Regions from separate parts of the Homo sapiens genome. Here regions 1 and 3 are each linked to region 2. The links are chromatin loops, found by intact Hi-C in ENCODE. Cell type or tissue: CD14-positive monocyte. All regions are shown on one strand. Region 1 has its middle 25 kb from the start of CARD18. Region 2 overlaps LOC105369468 (a long non-coding RNA gene). Region 3 overlaps LOC105369468 (a long non-coding RNA gene).

The links. Peaks named below come from ENCODE experiments on the same cell type or tissue, not always from the same donor. Only the 100,000 strongest peaks of a DNase experiment are listed, where the experiment ranks them.
Region 1: a loop joins it to region 2, with 2.1 times the contacts of the local background. A loop is called at or near these places in 2 of 110 quality-filtered maps.
Region 3: it touches region 2 in a loop (3-fold over the local background); 2 of 110 quality-filtered maps call a loop at or near these places.

The regions. Positions count from the first base shown.
Region 1 is chr11:105,110,940-105,118,939 of GRCh38, reverse strand. No RefSeq gene overlaps it. Among named protein-coding and RNA genes, the nearest start is that of CARD18, 25 kb to the left of the region's middle. In CD14-positive monocyte, no CTCF peak of the experiment used is centred here; no DNase peak of the experiment used is centred here.
Region 2 is chr11:105,185,766-105,193,765 of GRCh38, reverse strand. The region is part of intron 4 of LOC105369468 (a long non-coding RNA gene); the gene reads left to right. Among named protein-coding and RNA genes, the nearest start is that of CARD18, 50 kb to the right of the region's middle. In CD14-positive monocyte, no CTCF peak of the experiment used is centred here; a DNase peak (open chromatin) is centred at 3,985; H3K4me3 peaks cover 1,352 bases; H3K27ac peaks cover 2,818 bases.
Region 3 is chr11:105,239,643-105,247,642 of GRCh38, reverse strand. The region is part of intron 4 of LOC105369468 (a long non-coding RNA gene); the gene reads left to right. Among named protein-coding and RNA genes, the nearest start is that of CARD18, 100 kb to the right of the region's middle. In CD14-positive monocyte, no CTCF peak of the experiment used is centred here; a DNase peak (open chromatin) is centred at 3,012; H3K27ac peaks cover 1,786 bases.

The DNA of each region.
Region 1 (8,000 bases), 75 kb after region 2:
GCAATGTTTCTGAATTAGTTTATCAGGTCTAAGAGTTTTTTGGTGGAGTCTTTAGGATTTTTCAGATATAAGTTCACATAATCTGCAAACAAGGATAATTTGACTTCTTCCTTTCCAATCTGGATGCCCTTTATTTCTTTATCTTGTCTAATTGCTCTGCCTAGGACTTGCAACACTATGTTGGATAACAGTGTTGAAAGCGGACATCCTGATCTTAGATGAGAGGCTTTCAGTTTTTCTCCACTCAGTATAACTAACTGTGGGTTTCTAGTATATGTCTTTTATTATGTTGAAGTATGTTCTTTCAGTACCTGTTCTTTTTTTTTTAGAATTTTCATGAGCAAGGTATCTTGAATTGTATTAAATGCTTTTTCAGCATCAATTGAAATGATTTTATGTTTTGTGTCCTTTCTTCTGTTGATACAATGTATTACATTGGTTGATTTACATATGTTGAACAATTCTTACATCTCTTGGATAAATCCTACTTGGTCATGATGAATGATCTTTTTAATGTGTTGTTGAATTTGGCTTGCTAGTGTTTTGTTATGGATATTTGCATCAATATTCATCAATCATATTGGCTGATATTTTATTTTTCTTTTTTTTTTTAATGTGCCTTTGTCTGGTTTTGGTATCAGAGTAATGCTGTCCTTGTAGAATAAGTTTGGAAGTATTTCTTCCTCTGTTAATCTAAGGTTTTTTTTTTTCCTTCAAATTATTTTTAGTTCTGGTGTACTTGTGTAGGATGTGCAGGTTTGTTACATAGGTAAATGTTTGCCATCGTGGTTTGCTGCACAGATTAACCAATCATCTAGGTATTAACCCAGAATCCATTAGCTATTCCTCCTGATGCCCTTCCTTCCCCTGACACCCTCACAGGCCCAAGCGTGTGTTGTTCTCCTCACTGTGTAAATGTGTTCTCATTGCTCAGCTCCCACTTTAAGTGAGAACATGAGGTGTTCGTTTTTTTGTTCCTGAATTAGTTTGCTGAGTATAATGGCTTCCACCTCCATCCATGTTCCTGTGAAGGACAAGATCTCATTTCTTTTTATGGCTGCATAGTATTCCAGCATGTTATTCCATGATATAGCTGCACAGTATTCCATGCTGTGTATGTAAAACCATTTCTTTATCCTATCTATCACTGATGGGTATTTAGGTTGATTATACGTCTTTGCTATTGTGAATAGTGCTGCAATGAAGATACGCTTCCATGTATCTTTGTAATAGAATGATGTATATTCCTTTGGGTATGAAAATCTCCAACCTACTTCCCACAGTGCTGAACTAATTCAGGTTTCCACCAATATTGTATAGGCATTGCTTTTTCTTCACAGTGTTGTCAGCATCAGTTATTTTTTGACTTTTATTTTCACACAAAAAATAAAAGGAGAAAACACTTCTCAATTTATTCTGTGAGACCAATATTAACTTGATATCAGAACTTCACAATAGCAAAGACCTGGAATCAACCCAAATGCCCATCAGCAATAGACTGGATAAAGAAAATGTGGTACATATACACCATCTAATACTATGCAACCATAAAGAAGGATGAGATCATATCCTTTGCAGAGACATGAATTACCTGGTAGCAATTATCCTCAGAAAACTGGCACAGAAACAGAAAACCAAACACTGCATGTCCTCACTTATAAGTGGGAGCTGAACAATGAGAACACATGAACACATGGAGGAGAACAATACACATTGGGGCCTGACAGGGGGATTTGAAGGGAGAGAGGGCATTAGGAAAAATATCTAATGCATGCTTGGCTTAATAGCTAGGTGATAGGTTGATCTGTGCAGCAAACCACCATGGCACAGGTTTACCTAAGTCACAAACCTGCACATGCTGCACATTAATCTCAGAAATTAAAAAATTACATCTAATAAATTCACACATTAAAATTATCAAAAATTCTAAAAAACTGAATACAGCAACATATAAAAATTATTATACATGATGACCAAATGATATACTTTTGACATTTTGTCAATAGCCATTCTGATTGGTGTGAGATGGTATCTTACTGTGCTTTCGGTTCATTTTTCTCTGATGATTAGTGATGCTGAACACTTCCATATATTTTTTGCTACTTGTATGTCTTCCTTTGAGAAGTGTCTGTTTATGTCTTTCGCCTACTTTTTAATGGTGTTATTTATTTTTTTCTGCTGAGTTGTTTTAGTTACTTACAGGTTCTGGATATTGGACTTTTGTTGGATACATCGTTTGTAAATGTTTTCTCTCATTCTGTCTCAGCACCATTTATTGAATAGAGAGTCCATTCCTCAGTGCTTATTTTTGCCCACTTTGTCAAAGAACAGATGGCATACAGCTTTATTTCTAAGTTTTTCATTTTGTCTATTGGTCTATGTGTCTGTTTTTGTACCAGGACCACACTGTTTTTGTTACTGTAGCCTGATAGTACAGTTTGAAGTCAGGAAAGGGGACGCTTCCAGCTTTGTTTTTGTTGCTTAGGGTGGCTTTAACTATTCAGGCTCTTCGCTTGTTCCATATGAATTTTAGAATTGGTTTTATTTTTCACTCTGTGAAAAATGGTATTGATCATTTGATAGGAATAACATTGAATGTGTGGATTGCCTTAGGCAGTATGGCCATTTTAATGGTATTGATTCTTTTACTCTGTGAGCATGGAATATTTTCCCATTTGTTTGTGTCATATCTGATTTTAGTGTTTTGTGGCTCTCCTTGTAGAGCTCTTTTAGATGTTTTCCTAGGTATTTTATTTTTATTTTTTGGTTATTGCAGTTGAGATGAGTTCTTGATTTGGCTCACAGCTTCAACGTTTGTGGTGTACAGAAGTGTTATTGAATTTTGTACATTGGAGGACAGTTTGACTTCTTCTTTTCCGATTTGGATAACCTGTATTTCCTTCTGCTGTCTGATCACTCTGGCTAGGACTTCCAGGATTATGTGGAACAGTTGTGTTGAGAGAGAGAATCCTTGTCTTGTGCTGGTTTTCAAAGGGAATACTTTTAGATGTTTGGCTATGAATTTGTCATAGATGACTCTTATTATTTTGGGGTCTGTTTCCTTTGTTGCCTAATTTGTTGAGGGTTTTTTATCATAAAGGGATGTTGGGTTTTATCAACAGCTTTTCTGTGTCTGCTTTTTTATTTTAAATCCTGCTTATTTGGTGAATCACATTTATTGACTTGTGTATGTTGAATCAATCTTGCATTATGGGAATGAAGTGCACTGGATTATGGTGAATTAACTTTTTGATGTGCTGCTGTATTCAGTTTGCTAGTATTTTGTTGAACAAAACCGAAACCTTTTTGGATGTTGACATGATATTCAAAGGAAATGCTTATTGAAGTATTTCAGATTTTAGGTTATGGGATTAGGAATGCTCAACTAGTAATTATAACGTAGATATTCCAAAATTCAGAAAAGTACGAAATCCAAAACATTTTGTGTCCCCAGCATTTTGGAAAAGAGATACTCTACCCATAGTATAAAAAACAGGGAATTCTGAAAAAACACCTTCCTTCTGGTCAGTGCAGAGTACATTGCTCTTCTCTAAAAGTTCTTTGCTTAAACCACTCCTTTTGAGGGTCAGTTGATGTTGATTTCTGAGGTGGTAATAAGATCACAAATGCTCACTTATAGGTGTTTCTCTCTCATTTCAGTAGGGGAATACTTAGACACAGCATGGGCTATTTCCTCTTCAGAATGTGTATAGTCCCATTGGTGGTATGACACTATAACTTGCATATCTTTTGGTGGAAGTTTTTTAAATGTTTGCTTTATTTGTTTTTTCCCACAGGAAGCCAAGAATTCTCTCTTTATGCACCTATTTTTGAGTCATGTCTGTTTAAAAACACACAGTTCCATAAGCATTCCATTAAGCCTGATATAAAAATGAAAGAATGTCCTATTTTTTTAACCACACTAGAAAAAAACAGAAGATGAAATTTTGAGCAGGTAATGGATTTAGAGTCTTTAAACTTGATTCATAAGACATGAACTGGCTAGTAGCACCATTTTTTCCTTCAGAAAACCATTTTCAAGGCTTTCTGCTTTAGGAATACAGATATAAATTATAGAAAGTATGTAACTTTGAAGAATTTAGAATACAGCAGGAGAGGTGGGGAGAAGAAAGACAGTTATCATAGTGAAAGCATGATGTGAAAAGGGACATTTTTCCAAATCCCAGAGTTTACTATTGACAAATTCATGAAGAGAAACTGCACATATCTAACATTTGCTAAGAGTTTTGAGAAATACAAAGTAAATTTGGATTCAACCCTAGATCCCTAAGATTTCACAGTCTATTTAAGAATGTATAACACTCAACAAACATAAAAGCAATAGCAGATAGAGCATGACACTCTGAAGAAACACTACAGTGCATTGAATGCAAAATTATACACCTGCATTGTGCAGGGGAAAATAGTTTGGGGTTAAATCAGTCACTCAGTGATGTGAAGATTTTGAAGAACTGGAAGAACTACAAATTCAGTTGCAGTCATGAGCCTTTTTCTAATCCTAAACTCATTAAAAGTGAAGGTGAATTTCTGATTTCTTGAAATCCTTCAATGTCGAACATCATAATGCCATTTTATTTTATTATTTTTTTTAAGTTCTGGAATACATGTGCAGGATGTGCAGGTTTGTTACATAGGTAAATATGTGCCATGGTGGTTTCCTGTACAGATCAACCCATCACCTCTTTATTAGGTCAAGCATTCATTAGCTCTTTTCTCTAATGCCCTCCTCCATTCCCCATCCTCTTCTCTGGCCCCAGTGTGTGTTGTTCCCTTCCCTGTGTCCATGTGTTCTCATTGTTCAGCTCCCACTTATAAGTGAGAACATGCAGTGTTTGGTTTTCTGTTCTTGCATTAGTCTGCTGAGGATAATGGCTTCTAGCTTCATCCTTGTCCCTGCAAAGGACATGATCTCATCAATTTTTATAGCTGCATAGTATTCCATGGTGTATATGTAGAACATTTTCTCTATCCAGCCTATCACTGATGGACATTTGGGTTGATTTCATGTCTTTGCTATTGTGAATAGTGCTGCAATGAACATATGCATGCATGTAATGTATCTTTATAATAGAATGATTTATACTCCTCTGTGTATATACCCAGTAATGGTATTTCTGTGTCAAATGGTATTTCTGGTTCTAAATCTTTGATGAATCACCACACACTCTTTCACAATGGTTGAACAAATTTACATTTCCACCAACAGTGTTGAATGCAGCATACTGACGGGTCCTGTCTTTTTATCCAACTTGCCATTCTGTGTCTTTTAATTGGGGCATTTAGCCCATTTACTTTTAAGGTTAATATTGGTATGTGTGAATTTGATCCTGTCATCATGATGTTGGCTGGTTAATTTCACAGACTTGTTAATGCAGTTGCTTCATAGTGTCATTTGCCTGTGTATTTTAGTATGTTTTTGTAGTGGCTGCTAACAGATTTTCCTTTCCATTCCTAGTGCTTCCTTCAGGACCTCTTGCAAGGTAAGCCTGCTGGTGACAAAATCCTTCAGCATTTGCTTGTCTGAAAAGAATTTTATTTCTCCTTCACTTATGAAGCTTAATTTGGCCAGATATGAAATTCTGGGTTGGAAATTATTTTCTTTATGAATGTTGACTATTGGTCCCCAGAATTTTCTGGCTTGTAGGGTTTCTGCTGAGAAGTCCGCTGCTATTCTGATGGGCTTCCCTTTGTAGGTGACCTGGCCTCTCTCTCTGGCTGCCCTTAACATTTTTTCCTTCATTTCAACCTTGGAGAATCTGCTGATTATCTGTCTTGGGATTGATCTTCTTGTGGAGTATCTTACTGGGGTTGTCTGAATTTCCTGAATTTGAATGTTGGTCTGTCTTGCTAGGTTGTGGATGTTCTCCTGGATGACATCCTGAAGTATGTTTGTCAACTTGGTTCCACTCTCCCCATCTCTTTCAGGTACTTCAATCAGTCGTAGGTTTGGTCTTTTTACATAGTCTAATAGTTCTGGAATATTGTTCATTGCCTTTTATTTTTTTTCTCTAATCTTGTCTGCCTGCCTTATTTCAGCAAGATAGTGTTCAAGCTCTGATATTCTTCCTTCTGCCTGATAGATTCGCCTATTAATACTTGTGTTTGCATCATGAAGCTCTCATGCTGTGTTTCTCAGCTCCATCAGATCATTTGTATTCCTCTCTAAACTGGTTATTCTAATTAACAGTTCCTGTAATCTTTTATCATGGTTCTCAGCTTATTTGCATTGGGTTAGAACATAATCCTTTAGCTCAGCAAAGTTTGTCATTACTCAGTTTCTGATACCTACTTTTGTCAGTTCATCCATCTCAGCTTCAGCCCTGTTGTGTGCCCTTGCTGGAGAAGTGTTGAAATCATTTAAGGAGAAAAGGCATTCCAGCTTTTGGAATTTTCAGCGGTCTTGCATTGGTTTTTCATCATCTTTGCGGATTTATCTACCTTTAATCCTGAAGCTGTTGACCTTTGGATGGGATTTTTGTAGGGTCTTTTTTGTTAATGCTGTTGTTATTATTGCTTTCTGTTTTTTGTTTTTCTTCTAACAATCAGTCCCCTCTTCTGCAGATCTGCTGCAGTTTGCCCAAGGTCCACTCTAGACACTGTTCACCTGGGTATCATCAAAGGAGGCTGTAGAATAGCAAAGGTTGCTGCCTGCTCCTTCCTCTGGAAGCTTCATCCCAGAGGAGCACTGACCTGATGCCAGTCGGAACTCTCCTGCATGAGGTGTCTGGTGACCCCTGTTGAAAGGTCTCACCCAGTCAGCAGGAAAGGGATCAAGAACCCACTTAAGGAAGTAGTCTGGCTATCCGTTAGCAGAGCTGGTTCACTGTGCTGGGGAAGCCCCCTTGTCTGGATTGCTGGGACTCTTCAGATCCAGCACGTAGGAAAGATTAAGTTGGTTGAACCTGAGACCACAGCCGCCCCTCCCCACAGGTGCTCTGTCCTAGGGAAATGAGAGCTCTGTCTGTAAACTCCTGGCTGGTGTTGGTGGAATTCCTGCAAGGATGACTTGCCCAGTGGGGAGGGATGGATCCCAGTCCCACCTAAAGGAGCACTCTGGCCATGATCTGTTCCAGCGGCTGTGATGCACTGTGAAGACTGCTGCCCAGTCCAATCTGCCCAGCCTCCCTAGCACTCGTAGGGGAAAACCGCTGACTAGAGCTGCAGTAATGGCAGTCGCCCCTCCCCTGGGGAAGTCGGTCATCTTAGGCCTACACCAGGCTGCTATGCTGGCCTGTGGGGGGTACTAATCCAGTGGATCTAAGCTTGCAGGCTTCTGTTAGAGTGGACCTACTGAACAAGGCCATTTTGCTCCCTGGCTGGCTTCAGCCCCCTTTCCATGGGAGTGGATGGACTCCTGCCTCACTAGAGTTCCGAGAGCTGCTGGACTATGTAAAAACTCCTGCAGCTCAGTGCCTGCCCAAACAGCCTCCGACCAGAAAAGCAGCCGTGGGTCTGCCCAGTTTTGTGCTTGAGACCCAAGGCCCTGATGGTATATGCTCACGAGGGGATCTCCTGAGCCCTGGACTGCAAAAATCCTGGAAAAAATAGTACCCCGGGTGGGTAGCACAGTCCCTCACTGCCTCCCTTGCCTGAGGGAAGGAGGTCCCTTTGTCCGGTGTAGCTCCTGGGTGAACTGCCGTCCCACCCTGCTTTTCCTTGCTTTCTGTGTGTTGCACCAACTGCCTAGATAGTCCCAGTGATAGGATTTGGGTCCCTCAGTTTGAAATGCAAACATCACTCGCCCTGTGTGTTTTTCTCTGTGGGAGCTGCAGACTGGAGCTGTTTCTACTCAGCCATCATGGCTTTTTCTTTCTCCTTTTACTTACTGTTCTTCTGTGCATATTTCTTTTGTATAATCACACATTAATTCTACTACAGCCTGAGACTCCTTCTACAATCAGCTTTCATTCAGGGGATATTAAAAAGCAAAGGTGAAATTTCACCCTCAGTAAAAATGAAATGTTATGGCCATCTTAGGT
Region 2 (8,000 bases):
TTTTTTTAATTTTTAGTGGAGATGGGGTTTCACTGTGTTGGCCAGGATGGTCTCGATCTCTTGACCTCGTGATCCACCCGCCTCAGCCTCTCACAGTGCTGGGATTACAGGTGTGAGCCACTGCGTCTGGCCAAGAAGGTCAAACCCTTCTTTTGAAAGATTTGTCCCTGTACTTCTATGAGGAACAAATTTTATATATTTTTAAATTTTGTATATCTATATATAACATATAAATTTAAATATAAAATATTCAATACATTTTAAAATATTAAATTTATACATTTTAAAGTATTAAAATATTATATTTTAATATATGGTATATATTACATCTGTATTTTATGTATATAATATATAATATGTATATTTTAAAATATTAAAAAAGATAAATTTATATTTTATATTATATATATACACACACACACACACACACACACACAGAGTATAAGGCATTGGCTCACACTATTATGAAGGCTGGGAAGTACGAAGAACTGCAGCTCAAAATACCTGAGAACCAGGACAGCCAAAGGTATATGTGTCAGACTGAATCTTAAGGCAAGAGAGTACTGATAACCCAGTTCAAAGACCATGAGACAGAGAGAGTGAATTCTTTGTTGCCTAGAATTTTGCTCTATCCAGACCTTTATTTAACAGATGGGATGAGCTTTGCTCACATTGGTGGAGGACAGGAGCAGGAGCAATCTACTTTACTCAGTCTACAGATTCAGATGTTAATCTCAGCCATCCAGAAATATCCTCACAGACACGCCCAGAATCATGTTTAATCGAATATCTGCTCACTTCATGACCCCATCAAATGGACACATAAGAGAAACTGTCACAAGGCCCTTCTCTTTAAAGTCTATTGATCCAAACGTAGTGACAAACAATGATGGTAAATTTACCATATATCCTGGAAAGCCATATGCCTACATAAAAATCAGAACTTCTATTGATACAGAAAAATTAGAGAACACATATTGGTGTACGTTTAGCAATATCTGCCTCTGAAGAGAACTGACAGTGAAGAGTGAAAGAGAAAGGAGTTTCCAGGAAATAAAGTGGATTAAGCTTCCTGAAATATGGGAAATAATATATCATTTATAAGAATTATTATTTTCAGCATTTGTTGATATTATGGTTTGGTGAAAATTATTACGTAGACATTTTCTTTTCATTCCAGTATATTTTTTTGAAAATTTCTGTTGTACTTTGAGATATTTAATATATATGCTTTACCTTTTTTAATGTGTAAAAAACTTTAGATGTCTCATGTCATTAATTGAATTTTGAATATTCCAATGTAATTTCCCATAGACTATACATTTAAACTGCATATTTTAAATACTGAGTTTTCACTGCTACTTAGTGGTTTTAAGTATTTTTAGATAATATCTTTTGGTTTCTTAGCTTGAAGAATGAGGATATGGCTCTTTTTCACATCCCTGCACTACCTTATACACTCACACATATGCACACAAGAAGAACTGATAAATTACTTTATGTATTTGACTACAAAGAAACCAGTGTGTGTGTGTACATGTGTGTGTTTGAAATATCTCTCCTGAAATCTTTACTCCTCTTGTTCCAGTCTAAACTGGATTTTTCTCTAGTCTCCTCTTTACACCCTTTTGTGTTAAATGCCCTGATTCCTGGGTCCTTCCTAAATCTATTCCTTCGTTTTTTATGAAATATATACTTCAACAATGTTCTATAGATACTCTGTAACACAGAAAAAGGTGCACAGAGAAAGTTAATTTAAGCCCTTGCATGTTTGAAAATATTTTTATCCTTGCATTTAGTTTGCAGTGAGATTCATAGACTTCCAGGAGAGAAAAGACTTTCCCTCAGAAACTGAATCCATTGTTCAGTTCTTTTTTAGTTTCCAGTGTTGCTTGTTAGAAGTAAGAAGTCATTTTTATTCCTTTGTATAAGCCCTTTGTATGTAACCCATTTTTTTCCTTTCCAGATGCTCTTAGGACTTTTCCCAAATGTCCTGAAATTGTATAGTTATGAAGAGTAGTCATGAGTATTGATGAATCTGAGTCACATTGTGGATACTCAGTGGACCCTTTTTTTTTGTGGAAAATCTTATCCTTCTATTCTGGAAAAATTTCTTAAGTGATGCTTTCATAATATCCTCCCCATCATTGTCTCTCTCAGTGGAACTCATTAGTTGGCCTGTTAGACTGAGCTTTTGTTGTTGTTGTTGTTGTTAACCTTTTAGAATTCTATTATTTTAAAATTATTTTTTTCACCTGCAAAATTTTCTATTCATTGCTTTTCAACATTTCAATCATTTGTTTTTATTTTTGTCAAAAGATTTCACATTTCTAAAAATTTGTATTCTCTGAATACTCTCATATCATAAATGTAATATAGTATTTTTAGATTTGAAGATGAGAATTATAATTTTATATGAGTGTTTTTTATTCCCCATATGATCTCTGATGTTTTTATTTGTTCTTTTTTCTATCTTTGGATTTTCATGTGCATTTTTTTGTGTTTTGTTTTTAAGGAGCTTCTCAAATACCTGGTGATCCTTGGCTGTCCAATCAAAATAAGTAGGTCCTAACATTCTAATAGGAAGATTTATGTATGTGGTAATGGCTTGTTTAATCATGAATTTGTATTTAGGTAGGGTACAAGGTTTTTGTTGTTTTTTTTTTACCTTTTATTTTAGGTTTAGGGGTACATGGGCAGGATTGTTGTGTAGGTAAACTTCACGTTGCGGGGAATTTGTAGTTCTCTATTCTACAGGGCAGTTTCCTCAGAAAGAAATCCTCCAGTCATCTGCCAACAACAGAAAAGCATAGAGGCCAGAGTAGTGGGAGGCAGGCAGCCATGGGGGCAAGAGGACCTCCATTCAGTACACCCTCGATCGCCTGGTTCCATGTGTCCAGGGGGGTGCCTCATCTTTGACCTTAGCTGGTCAAGATGTCTCCAATTCACAGTCTCTGTAATTCAACATCTTCAGAGAATAATCCTTTTTTTTTTTTTTTTTTCCTGCAGAGCTCAAGAAAGGGCAATTGACTAGTTTGTTGGACTTGGGGAGAACATCAGGGCAGCTACCTGCTCCTAAAGACACTTTCAACAAATCTTTTGTTTTCTGTCCCACTTCACACTCTGGCTTTCAGAGATAATTTGCGACTCCAATTTTTGACACTTTCCATGGTTCTGTACCATAAATCATGATTTTTTTAAATTGTCATTACCCAAGCTGTCATGTTCTGGATTTTTCATGTATACACTCAGTTACTATTCATCTGTATGCTTTCTATATTCCAAAAATAACATTTTATGTACTAAAATCTGTTTTCTTTGATTTTTTGCTTATATATATTCAAAAATAACTTAATGTCACTTTAGTTGGGTTTTCAGAGAGACCAGAAATGCCTGTTGCCTATGCACCATTTATAAAATTGAAAATCTTCACTTAGTTTCCAGTAATATATTTTATATTTGTTGTATTCTATTAAAAGTGCTCTTGTGAAGTCACCAATAACCACTGTTGTGCCAGAAACAATGTAATCCTTCCAGTGACATTGATCTTGATGACCACAAATCACTTAAAAAATGTCACTCCCTGACTTCTCTGTCTTTAAGAACCTCCCATTCTCTGACCCTTTCTTAGTCTCAAATTGTTCTCAATCTCCTTGTACTCTAGTGTTTTTTTGCCTTCCTGCCAGTCTTGGTGTCCACTGAGATTCTGATTTTATTCGATCCTAATCTTATCCTACATAATGAGTTATTCTATTTCTCTGATTATTTTCACTACCAATTGCATCATGGTGACCCACAATCTGAATCTCTATCCCTGACTGAATTCCTGATCTTCAGACACATATGCCCCTCTAATGTGCAGATATTTCAATCCTGCAAACAGCTTAATTTGGATGTCCTAAAATAATCTCAAAGTAAAGCTAATAACAAACTCATCATCACCTACAGCATGCATGTTTTTTTCCCGTGGGTGTCGCAATTTAGTAGATGACTGTATTCAGTAATTCAAGTATTTCAGAAAAGGAAATTACTCAAGAGTTTCCCCTTTCTCTCTTATTTATCATGTCCACTAGATTATTTACAACTTAATTTTTGATTTACTTCAGATTTTACTTCTCACTTGAGCCTATTACTTCAGCTCAACCTTTTAGGTTTATCTGATATTATCTCTTTCTCTTTGAAACCACCTCAATTAATGCTTTCAGAATGAACTATCTAAGATTTAAATTTGGGAATTTAGTTGTTCTAGCATAAATGCTTCAGTGCTAACTGCTACTTTTACTTTAAAGACCACACTGCTTAGAGTAGGATGCAAGAGCCATCATTACTAGCCATTATCTCCCCAAATACTCTCATCTCCCCAAATTCTTCCAGCTTAACCCTAGTGGATAAAAACACACTTGTAGATTTCTGTAAACTTGATACTGTCTTATATTTCAGTGGGTGTATTTTTATACCTTATTTTTTTAAACCTTTCAGATTTTTTTTCAACTTTAAATTCAGGGGTACATGCGCACGTTTGTTACCTGTGTGTATTGCATGATTCTGAGGTTTGGGTTGAGAATGATTCCATCAATGAAGTTTGGTATTATATTGGCTGTGGGTTTGTCATAGATGACTCTTATTTGAGATATGATCCTTTCATGCTGAATTTCTTGAGTGTTTTTATCATGAAGGGATGTTGGATTTCATCGAAAGCTTCCCATGTCTATTGAGATAGTCATATCATTTTTGCTTTTAATTCTGTTGATGTGGTGGATTATATTTATTGATTTGTATATTTTGAACCAACTTACGTCCCAGAAATGAAGCCGACTGGATCATGGTGAATTAACTTTTTGATGTGCTATTGGATTCAGCTTGTTAGGATTTTATTGAGGGTTTTTACACCTATATTTATTACAGATATTGGCCTGTAATTTTCCTTTTTCACTGTGTCTTTGCCAGCTTTTGTTATCAGTGTGATGCTGGCTGGCTTCACAGAATAAATTAGGAAAAAATTTGTCTTCCTTGATTTTTTGCAATAATTTCAGTAGAATTGATACCAGCTTTTCTTTGTAATCTGGTAGAATTTCGCTGTGACAGCTGGGCAGGGTGGCTCATGCCTGTAATCCCAGCACTTTGGGAGGTTTAGGTCAGCCTATCACTTGAGGCCCAGTGTTTGAGACCAGCCCGGTCAACATGGCAAAACCCTATCTCTAATAAAAGTATAAAAGTGATTCAGGTGTGGTGGTACATGCCTGAAATCCCAGCTACTCGGGAGGCTGAGGCAGGAGAATCTCTTGGACCTGGGTTGCAGTGAGCTGAGATTGCTGCCACTGCACTCTAGCCAGGGCGACAGAGCAAGACTCTGTCTCGAAATAAATAAATAAATAAATAAAATTTGGCTGTGAATTCATTTGGTTTGGAGCTTTTGTTTTTTGGCTGGCAGTTTTTATTTTATTAGTGATTTAATTTCAGAACTTGATACTGGTCTGTTTAGGGTTGCAATGTCTTCCTTATTCAATCTTGGAAGATTGTGTGTTTCTAGGAATTTATCCATTTCCTCTAGATTTTCTAGTTTGTGTGTATAGAAGTGTTTATAATAGTCCTTAAAATTCTTTATGTTTCTCTGAGATTAGTTATAATGTCACTTATAGTTATAACATCACTTATCAGTTTTAATGTCACTTTGCTGTTTCTGATTGAACTTATTTGGATTTTCTTTTTTTCTTTGTTAATATAGCTAGCAGTCTATTGATCTTGTTCACCCTTTCAAAGAACCAACTTTGGGTTTTGTTGACTCTTTGCATGGACTTTATGGTGTCAATTTCATTTAGCTCTGCTCCGATTTTACGTATTTCTTTTCTCCTGATAGCTTTGGAGTTAGTTTGTCCTTTTATTTCTAGTTTTTCTAGGGGTGATTTTAAGTCCTTTATTTGAGATATTTCTGACTTTGTGAGGTAAGTGTTTACCACTGTGAACTTTCCTTTTAACACTGCTTTTACTGCATACCAGGGATTTTGGTATGTTGTCTTTGTTTTTATGCATTTCAAAGACTTTTTTTTAAATTTCTGCTTAATATGGTTGTTTCCTAAAAGTTATTCAGTAGTAAGTTGTTTAATTTTCATATAATTTTGTAGTTTCGAGAGCTCTTCTTGGTATTGATTTATTTCTGTTTTTATTCCACTGTGGTCCAAGAGTATGGTTGGTATGATTTTTATTTATTTTTTTAATTTGTTGAGGCTTGCTTTATGGCTGAGCATGTGATTGATCTTATAGTGTATTCTGTGCGCAGAGCAGAAGAATGTATATTCTGTTGTTGATGGGTGGAGTATTCTATAGATGTCTATTAGGTTCAACTGGTCAAGTCTTGAGTTTAAGTACAAAATATCTTTGTTATCTTTCTGCTGTTGAAGTTGCCCATCATTATTGTACAGCTAAGTCTTTTAATAGGTCTAGAAGTACTTTTTTGTGAATCTGAGTGCTTAAGCATTGGGGATGTATATATTTAGAATAGTTAAATCTTCTTGGTGAAACAAACCTTTTCCCTATGTAATGTCCTTGTCTTCTTTTCACTGTTGTTGATTTAAAGTTTGTCAGATATAAGAATAGTGACCTCTACTCTTTTTAGTTTTCCATTCCTGTGGTAGATCTTTCTCCAATGCTTTATTTTGCATCTATGGATATCATTACATGTGAGATAAGTCTTTTAAAGAGAGGAGACAGAGGGGTCTTGTTTTTAATCCAGCTTGCCACACTTAGCCTTTTACATGGGGCATTTAGACCATTTACATTCAAGTTTAATATTGATACATGAAGTGTCAATCTTATCATGATGTTGTTAGTTGGTTGTTTTGTAGTTTCTATTGTGTGGTTGCTTATAGGGTCTGTTGGCTAGGTACTTAAATGTGCTTTTGTGGTAGCACGTATCATTCTTTTATTTCCATGTTTAAAACTACCTTAATTAAGGATCTCTTGTAAGACAGGTCTAGTGGTAAAATATTCCCTTAGTACTTACTTGTCCAGAATAGATTTTATTTCTCTTTCTTATATGAAGCTTAGTTTGGTAGGATATGAAATTCTTGGCTGGAATTTCTTTTCTTTAAGAATGCAGAAAATAGGCCCCCAATTTCTTCTGGCTTATAAAGGTTTCTGGTGAGAAGTATACTATTAGCCTGATGGAGCTCCCTTTCTATGTGATCTGACCTTTATATCTAGGTGCTTTTAAGATTCTTTAGCATTGACCTTGGACAGTCTGGTGACTATATGCCTTGTTGATATTCATTTTGTATAATATCTCACAAGTGTTCTCTGGATTTCTTCAACATGATTATCTACTTCTCTAGCGAGATTAAGGAAATTTTTTTGAAAGATTTCCTCAAATATATTTTTCAGATTGCTTACTTTTTCTCCTTCTCTCTGAGGAATGTCAAGAATTCATAGGTTTGATCACTTTATATAATCTCATATGTCTCAAATACTTCATTTATATTTTAAAATTCATTTTCCAGGGCCGGGTGCAGTGGCTCATACCTGTAATCCCAGCATTTTGGGAGGCTGAGGTGGGTGGATCGCTTGAGGTCAGGAGTTCGAGATCAGCCTGGCCAACATGATGAAACCTTGTCTCTACTAAAAATACAAAAAGCTGAGGCAGGAGAATCACTGAAACCTGGGAGATGGAGGTTGCCTGGGCTGAGATCACGCCACTGCACTTTAAAAAAAGGGAGGAAAAAAAAAGAATTTCTTTTCCTTTATTTTTGTTTGATTAGGTTAGCTTAAAAGACCAGTCTTCAAGCTCTAAAATAGCAGACCAAAAAATAAAGCTCTGTTGAACTATCAAGATGTCTTTCTACAATTTTGTATTCTTTTACCTTTGTTTTGGCTCTTCTTTTAATATTTTGTTCTCACATATATTTGCAAGTGGAGAATTCCTTTTTGGCAAGTATACATGTTTTTACAGCCATGGCTGTACTATACTCTATCTTTTCATGAAATTCTAGCTTAATACAAATTTAGAT
Region 3 (8,000 bases), 54 kb before region 2:
AGCTCACAGTACTAAAACCCTGTGGGAATGCAAGAAAAGTGACTTGAGAAATGATAATTACAGAATGACAGTTGACAATTTAACTATAAATAAATAAGTACAAAAATGAAATTGTAATGGGCTTCATGGGTAAAACAATAAAGGGCTATGACCTTTATACAGGAAATGTAAAACTTTACTGAGAAGTTTTCTTTAAAGTACATCACTTTAACTGCCCTCAAAGAGTTTAAGCAAGGTCTGTTATTTTGTTTATCGTTCTAGGTGTAAAGTGAAATAACTTTGATTTAGAGAGTCTGTACTGGGAGAATTTTCATATATATGAAACTTAACTTCGGAAAAGTCAAATATGATGCACTAAATGACTCCAAGTGTAACTCGTAGGAGGAATTTCTCAAATAACTTTAAGTATGATTTATACGTATCATATATATTTGTTTCATAATAGTGTTCATTTTATTTGTTTCTTCATTCCCTGTGGTTATAAAGGGAGATATGAGGTCACAGTGGGTCAAGCGTTTTATAGATGATTTGACAACAACTGTTCAATACCAGGAAAATAAACAGAAGTTGAAATCGTACATGTATTCATAATTAAAGTCATACTTCAGCAAGCTGGCTTTAAATATACAACATATAATTCTTTTAAATCAGACTCTCTGAATCCATGACCGCCATGTCTTCATGAAGCTGTCCTTCCTCAATCCCCATCTGTTTTAAGGGTTCCACCCATGTTCTTCCTTAGCACCCTGAGTATTTACTCTATTTACCTATTTGTCATGCTAAATTATGGCATAATAAATAAGGCAACCAATTCTTGATGTCTTATTATGTTCTAGTGCTGGGCTAAGTAAAATACTATATATACCATATTATTAAATCCCTAAGACAAACAAATATCTGCGTTAGATTTTATTATCTCCATTGTATACCAAATGAAACCTTCTTTGAGAAATTAAGAATCTTGTACAAGGTCACATGGCTAGGAAATTCTGAAAATGGGATTAAACATGGGATTAAATCCCATGTCGGATCGGTTTTACTTTAAAGCCTCCTACTTCCATTTATTTGTCTACCTTTCTATTATATTGCAAATTTTTACGAGGTCAAAGGACTTAGACTTTTATCAGAGAAATTTCTGCCACTGTCCCTGAAAGATGAAAAAAAAAGTGTAAAGACCAGCAATTAGAATTTTAAAAAATCTATTCCAGTGATTCTGCACTCTTAGAAATAGACGACACCTTCCTTGCAGTCTTATATTCAAGGAAGCTAATTTTCCTTATCTATTTGAAAACTAAAGACACTGATATGCCACAGTGAATATAAGATAAGAATGCCACAGACTTTATAATTAGCATCCATTCTTCACAGAGGATAAGCAGGATTAAAGTCTAGTTAACAAAATGAATTATATTTCCTGAATGCTTGTAATTTAAATCTATGTGGTTGAGTTGTTTTTACAAGAAGCAAGAAGCAAGTAGGTAACTCCACAGGCAGCTGGTAGAAGGCACCGAAGCTAGATCTATACAACTACATGCCCTTGGGTGTTTTAACCAAACTCTTCAGCTAACCTCTTGGATTACACTATTTTAAACAGATCAAGGCAGTGGGAACTGTACATTTGGAAGAAATAATTGCTATCTAAACTATACATGGTTGGACTGCATTCATTCAGGCTTTGTGGAACATTTATTTGTGCACATTTTAGCAAGTTGCTCAACTTTCTGTGATTTATTGTTTTCACTTACTGAATGGGTGTAGAGTAATAACTATGGTCATCTTAGAAGTTTATCTGCATTAAGTAAACCTCCTACCAACACGGTAAGGTAGCGACTAATTATTTTTCTCATTTTACAAATGAAAAAAAGAGGTACAGTGAAATAAAGTAGTATCGAACGTGACAGACCTCATAAACAATGGAGTTTGGAACCAATGCCAGTTTACCAGACAAGGTATGCTTAACTACCACAGACAGCCACCATAATTACACTATTTCAAAGGTTTCTGTGGGATAAAAAAGTAGTTTCCAAGAAATACTGATGTCTGGCTTCCAACCCCTGTGCATTCTGTTTCATTGGTATGAAGTGTAACTCAGGCTTTGGGATTTTTCAAAGCTCCCCAGGTGATTTTCAGGTTCAAAGTTTGAACCCAATGGTATAAACACTTTAGCAGAGAGCATGACACACAAAGTGAAGGTGATAAATATCATCTCTATTAATACTCCTATTATTATTAATGGTATCATTAGAAACTGGTATGAAAGCAAAACAGGTGAATTATTTTTTAAATGACAAAATATAAGGCAAGGACAAAACAAAATGAAACAACAAATTAAGTGGTATGTGGCCACCATCTTTTCCTGTTAAAAAGATAAATTTTAAAATTGCTTTGTGTAAAAGATAAACTAAAGAAAAGTGGATGCTGACAAAATAAACCAATGAAACAGTAATAGACCTGAAACTTGGCTTTTAGTTGAGTTCTACTGGATTCTGTTTTCTGGTTTGAGTCAGAGAAAATCCACTTTGGAGCTTCCCATTTAGCTGGCTATACAGGGACAAAGCCTAAAATATTTATCAGGAATACAACCATTTCTCACATGGTTCATATTTTTCATGAGATTTTGAAGTTTTCTGTAGTGATTACTGAGTCACTTATAGCTTTGCACAGAAGAAAATTTGCATTCAAGGAGCTCAGGCAATATTCAGCAGTTTCCTATCATTATAACTGTCTATAATATTTCTAAACTGTCCCACCTGTAGAAATGGATATAGACTTTTTTGATCTCTCAATATTTATTTCAGCCTTATGATTCTGTTGATAAGATTATACATTAGCAAAACCTAATGCTTAGAATGAATATACAACTGAGGTACTAGACACAATTTCAAGTTACAGTGAGTTTCTCTCTGTCTCTAGTTTTTCATCCTTCAGCTGTGGCTTGCTTTAGGCAAAGGACATGTGGTTACTAATTTTAGTTTGTCATTACTTGAGTTTCCTAAGGTCAGCTAGCTGTGGTGACTGGAAGGAAATGCATGCGTGCGTGAGTGTATTAGTCAGAACAAGGGAATTATTTTTACATCAATCTGCAGCCTTTGTTTACTTGTCCTAGGGATGACGTAAAAATATTTTCATACAATCTATTAAATTTAACTTACTTTTACATTTAATGTTTCAAAACTCTGTACATAAAGTAAAAATAATATTGACAGTTTTTACTGTGAAGAAAGAGTGAAAACATTAATATATTTTGCCTTTTTCCCTCTCTCTCTGAGTCCCTATGACAGCTGAAGGGTATATCTAGCCTAATGCTGAAGCTACTGAATTTATTTTCAGGATATTTTAATGCTGTCAGAATATATACAACTACAAAAATACAACTAACTCTATTATCGTAAGTACCATGATTGACATTTCTGTCCACAAAAAGGTACATTATGTGTCCATAATGTATTAGACAGAACAAATCTATAAATTTCCTATGCAATTTTGTCATGAACAATATATGACCTAAAAACTAGGTTTCTTCAATTTGTTACAGTAAATGGATTCTAGCAAATCAGAATTTTCAGAGCATGAATATAATCAATTCTAGCTTAGCTATTCTGGTTTAGAAAAGTCAGCTCAATTATTTCCAGTCTTTTAGACATCTCCTAACAAGAGAGCATTTGGTTATTTAAACAGCATCACAATAAATTGTGTATATTATATTACCTGGAAAGTATATTTTTAATATCTGATTCTATACACACATATATAGAGTCAGATATACCATACAAAATAATTTAATTTTCCATATGCAGAAGAAGCACATCAGTAGAAAAGCCAATGATATTTTGCTCTTTTACATGTTATGTACATGTTACGAAAAATAACTTTCTCCTTTGAATTCATTGTTAGGACTTTGTACAGTGCTGCCAATTACTTTCAAATGTGAGAGAGGATATATATCTAGTTGGAATTCAACTGTAATTTAGCCTATAAAATACGATCTTACAAATAAACATTAATTGTTGCTGTTTCCACCAGGCTGTAGTTTTCTAAACCATTAATTGACTTCCTAGTCACCAATTGATTTTTGTGATTTACAAAATTAAAAATAGGCCAGGTGTGGTGGCTCATGCCTGAAATCCCAGCACTTTGGGAGGCCAAAGCAAGAGGTTTGCTTGAGGCCAGGACTTGGAGACCAGCCTGGACAATGTAGTGAGATCGCATCTGTACAAAAAATACGAAAATTAGCCTGGTGCTGTGGCTCATGCCTGTAGTCCCAGCTACTTCGGGAGATTGAGGTGGGAGGATTGCTTGAGCCCTGGAGTTGGAGATTACATTGAGCCATGATCCTGCAACTGCACTCCAGTCTGGGAGACAGAGTGAGACTCTATCTCTAATGAATGAATGAATGAACAAATGAATAAAAATTTACAATGAATAAAGTAGTAGCATATTTTTCCTTATGTTCTGTGTTTACAGAGTCTGATCTTTAATTTGCCAAGTTTGATCTATATTTATATTAAAATGACTTTTCTTTCTACCAAAGAAAATCTAGCAGAACAATCTTAAAGAGACTCTACCAATTACGAAATAAGTTTTAGTCATTATTCTAAGAGTGATTTGCTATTTGACCTAGCAAGAACATTAGTAATTCTGGTAGAACGTGGTTCTGATAATCTTCAAGAAGACATAGATGGCCCATTTGTCTTCATGCTTTTCCCTAGCTCAAAGTACCTGGGGTCCGTTCCTGAGTGCTGTCAGCCTATCTCACTTTCCTTTATATACTATGCACTTAATCTCAGGCCATGTACCAATGGTAACTGCTATGCTTGCTGACCTCTACAGTGGGAAATTACCAAGTCGGAACCTCTTTCAATTCCCAAAAGCTCTCCTTGTTTTCTTAGTCATTCTAGTATTATCTCACATCAGTGGATTTACTCCTTCAGGAACATGCATATAGGAACCGCCAACCAAAGAGAGGCATTTCACTAGGCACATGAAGAAAGGGGATATTAAAAGTGAAACAACCATATTGGATCAATCACCTGAAACTTTTATTTTAAAGGTCAAATAAGTGTTGAGGAAATTGGGATAGTCTTGGAAGGGCTAGGAAAGAAAATTAAGGGTACACACAGAACCTTTCCAGAGTAGGACGTATTTTATAGGAGAGTTAGTTTTGTTCAAGTGTAGCATAAATTGGAAGCCACCTTGACCCCCAACTATTTAGCAAAATGGCTGGGCTTTGGGAATATTGGCTGAGCATGTATGTGTCAAGCAAAAAAGACACAAACTGAGAGACCAGGTATGAGAAAACATGATGTATTGTACTGACATCTAGGTAAACCAAATCATTTTATCAATGTACAAGCATCTATAGAAAGTGTAGTATCTGTTTTTAACAGAGACATCAAGTAGCAGTGACTAAAACAACTGTCTCATTGTGGCCTCCAGTCCACTCTTAACCAAATACAGATGTGTCCCCAGCTCCCTTCTCTTCCATCCCTATCTACACAGTACATATTCCCAGTGGTCCACCATCACAACCATTTGCTTGTCAATACCTCCAAATCCCTTTCTTTTTTCTACATCCATCGGAGTCACAGGGAATGGCTGTAGGTATATTATCTCACAAACTTGCTTATGGTATCCACTTGAGTTATTTTTTAAAATACTTTTTTTGTTATTTTAATTGATGAATCATAATTATATACATTTATTGCATACAATGTGATGTTTTATCTTGATATCTATACATGCAGTATAGAATAAACAAATCAAGCTAATTAACATATCTTACCTTTCTGGTCATTTTTTTTTGTGGCAAGATATTTGAATTTTATTCTCTTGGTTACTTTGAAATACACAATACATTATTATTGGGAACTCAATACTTCCTAACAATTCTACTATTTCTTTAGTGTGTTTACTCTCTTCCCTTTTGGAAACAACTGTTTTATACCTAGTTTTATTTCGTCAAACCAGTAGCATGGTATCCCAATTCATTCTGGCCTGAAAACCTAATCTTACACTTCATTGATAAAATGGAAGTTAATGGAAACAAACAAAACAACAACAACAACAACAAAAACGCTACCTCATCTTCTCTTCACCAAAGCCTGCACTTCTGTTAAGAGGAATGAAGCGTTCCTGCCCTATCATAGTGCAGTCCCTCTTCCTTCAGTTCTTGGCTTCATTTTTTTCTATCTCCTGGACTCACCCTTAACATGCATTCTTTTCTTCTGCATTTCAACAAATCCTGATCTACTTGATATTTTATGGTCATGTATAGACACATTCAGGAATTATTTTTCTTTAAAGTATTTCTCCCATAACCTCATTTCACCTTTCAGCTCCTACTCAATGTCTTGTCTCCCTTAGAGAAAACTCTACATTCTATACTCATTATCTTCATTTTTGTCCACATTGCCAAGTCTTACCACTCCACTAAAACATCTTTTTCAAGGTTGCCATAGTCATAGTGTTGCTTTATTAGCCACTGGCCACATCCCTGTTTTTTATCTTTATTAAAACTTAGAATTTGAAACAACTGAATACTCACTCTTTCTTGAAATATTCTGTCTTAGTTATTGGAATCCCCTGCTGTTGTAACGTTTTCTTTTTCCTTTCTTCCTTTACCACCTCAAACTGGTTATTTGCTCTATGTAGTAAAGACTTAACTTTATACAGAGACATACCTGGCCTTTGCCCTACATTACCTTAAGGTGGTCTGTAGGCCCTTGGAATATCCTGCCTTGATAAAAATGTCTTTATTTACCAGGTGGCCTTGGCCACTGGATAGTTTAAAAGTGTTATTTATAATGGAGGCTTTGAGACCCAGAAGTATCTTCTCTGTCTCTAGAAAGGCTGGAGACTGAAGTTCACCCATATTTGTAGTCAACCATGGATCCCCTCAGTAAAAATTTTGGATACCGAGGCTCAGGTGAGTTTCTGTGGTTGGTAAAACTTCATACTTATTGTCACATATTGATGGGAGGTAACTTTCAGTGAATTCTATGAGTAGTTCTAGAGAATTATCAAGTATAATGGTGGTTTGGGGAAACTCCTAAACATTCAAGTGATATTAGAAGTGAGGGAGGTCTCATGGGCTGTGCTTCTTCAAATTCTGCAGGATCCTTCTCCTCTTTTTTGAATATTAGAGTGTTCTAGGGCTTGGTCCTAGACCCCTTTTCTCTAACTACCAACTCTCCCTATATGATTTCATGGAGTCCTGGATTTTCAAATGCCATCCAAAATCAATATTTCTAGATCCAAATTTTCCCAAGGAGTTCAGGATTTATAATCATTCTCATTTGTAACATGTGCTTTTATGATTATTAGCTGCTGAATTTCACATGCCCCACAGAAAGCTCTTCATTACCCCTTCTCATCTTGTTTCTCTTTAGTTAACGTTATCTTAGTTAGTAGCAACTACTTGCTCAAACTAGAACCTAAGACATGTTCTTGATTCATTCTTTAAATTACCTTATGACATAATGAGGTGAATTCAATATCGGGTTGTATTTTAATTAGCACTGATAATTCAGTGCATATGAAAAGGTAAGATTATTCTGTTGGTAAAGGTATGATCATCCTGATTGTTAAAATATTTTACTACATCTAGACTAGTTTAAAAAACCCATTGCTTGAAGCAAGACTTCATTTATCTTTCACCTTCTGTCCCAGCCTCTCTGGTTGTATACCTAATTATTTTTCCTACTTCCTGGAATCCAGTGACTAAAGGGTTAATGCCTGTCTGGGGAATTTTAGGACTTTGTTCTGACTCTTAAACCAGCTTCAGTTATGGCTGGTGGATTCTTGTGCTAGTTATATCAAAAAGTTCTCCTCTCAAGCAGTTCCCTTGATATCTCTTGGGACTACTGAGGGCTGATTGTCCCACACTGGCTTGTGCCAGTTCTCCACATCTCCCACCAGTTCATTGTTGGTTTCCTGGGAAGGCCTTCTTTCCCAATATCTTCTTGATCTTGAACTCCAGGATGGGAGAAAGAGTGCCTAGT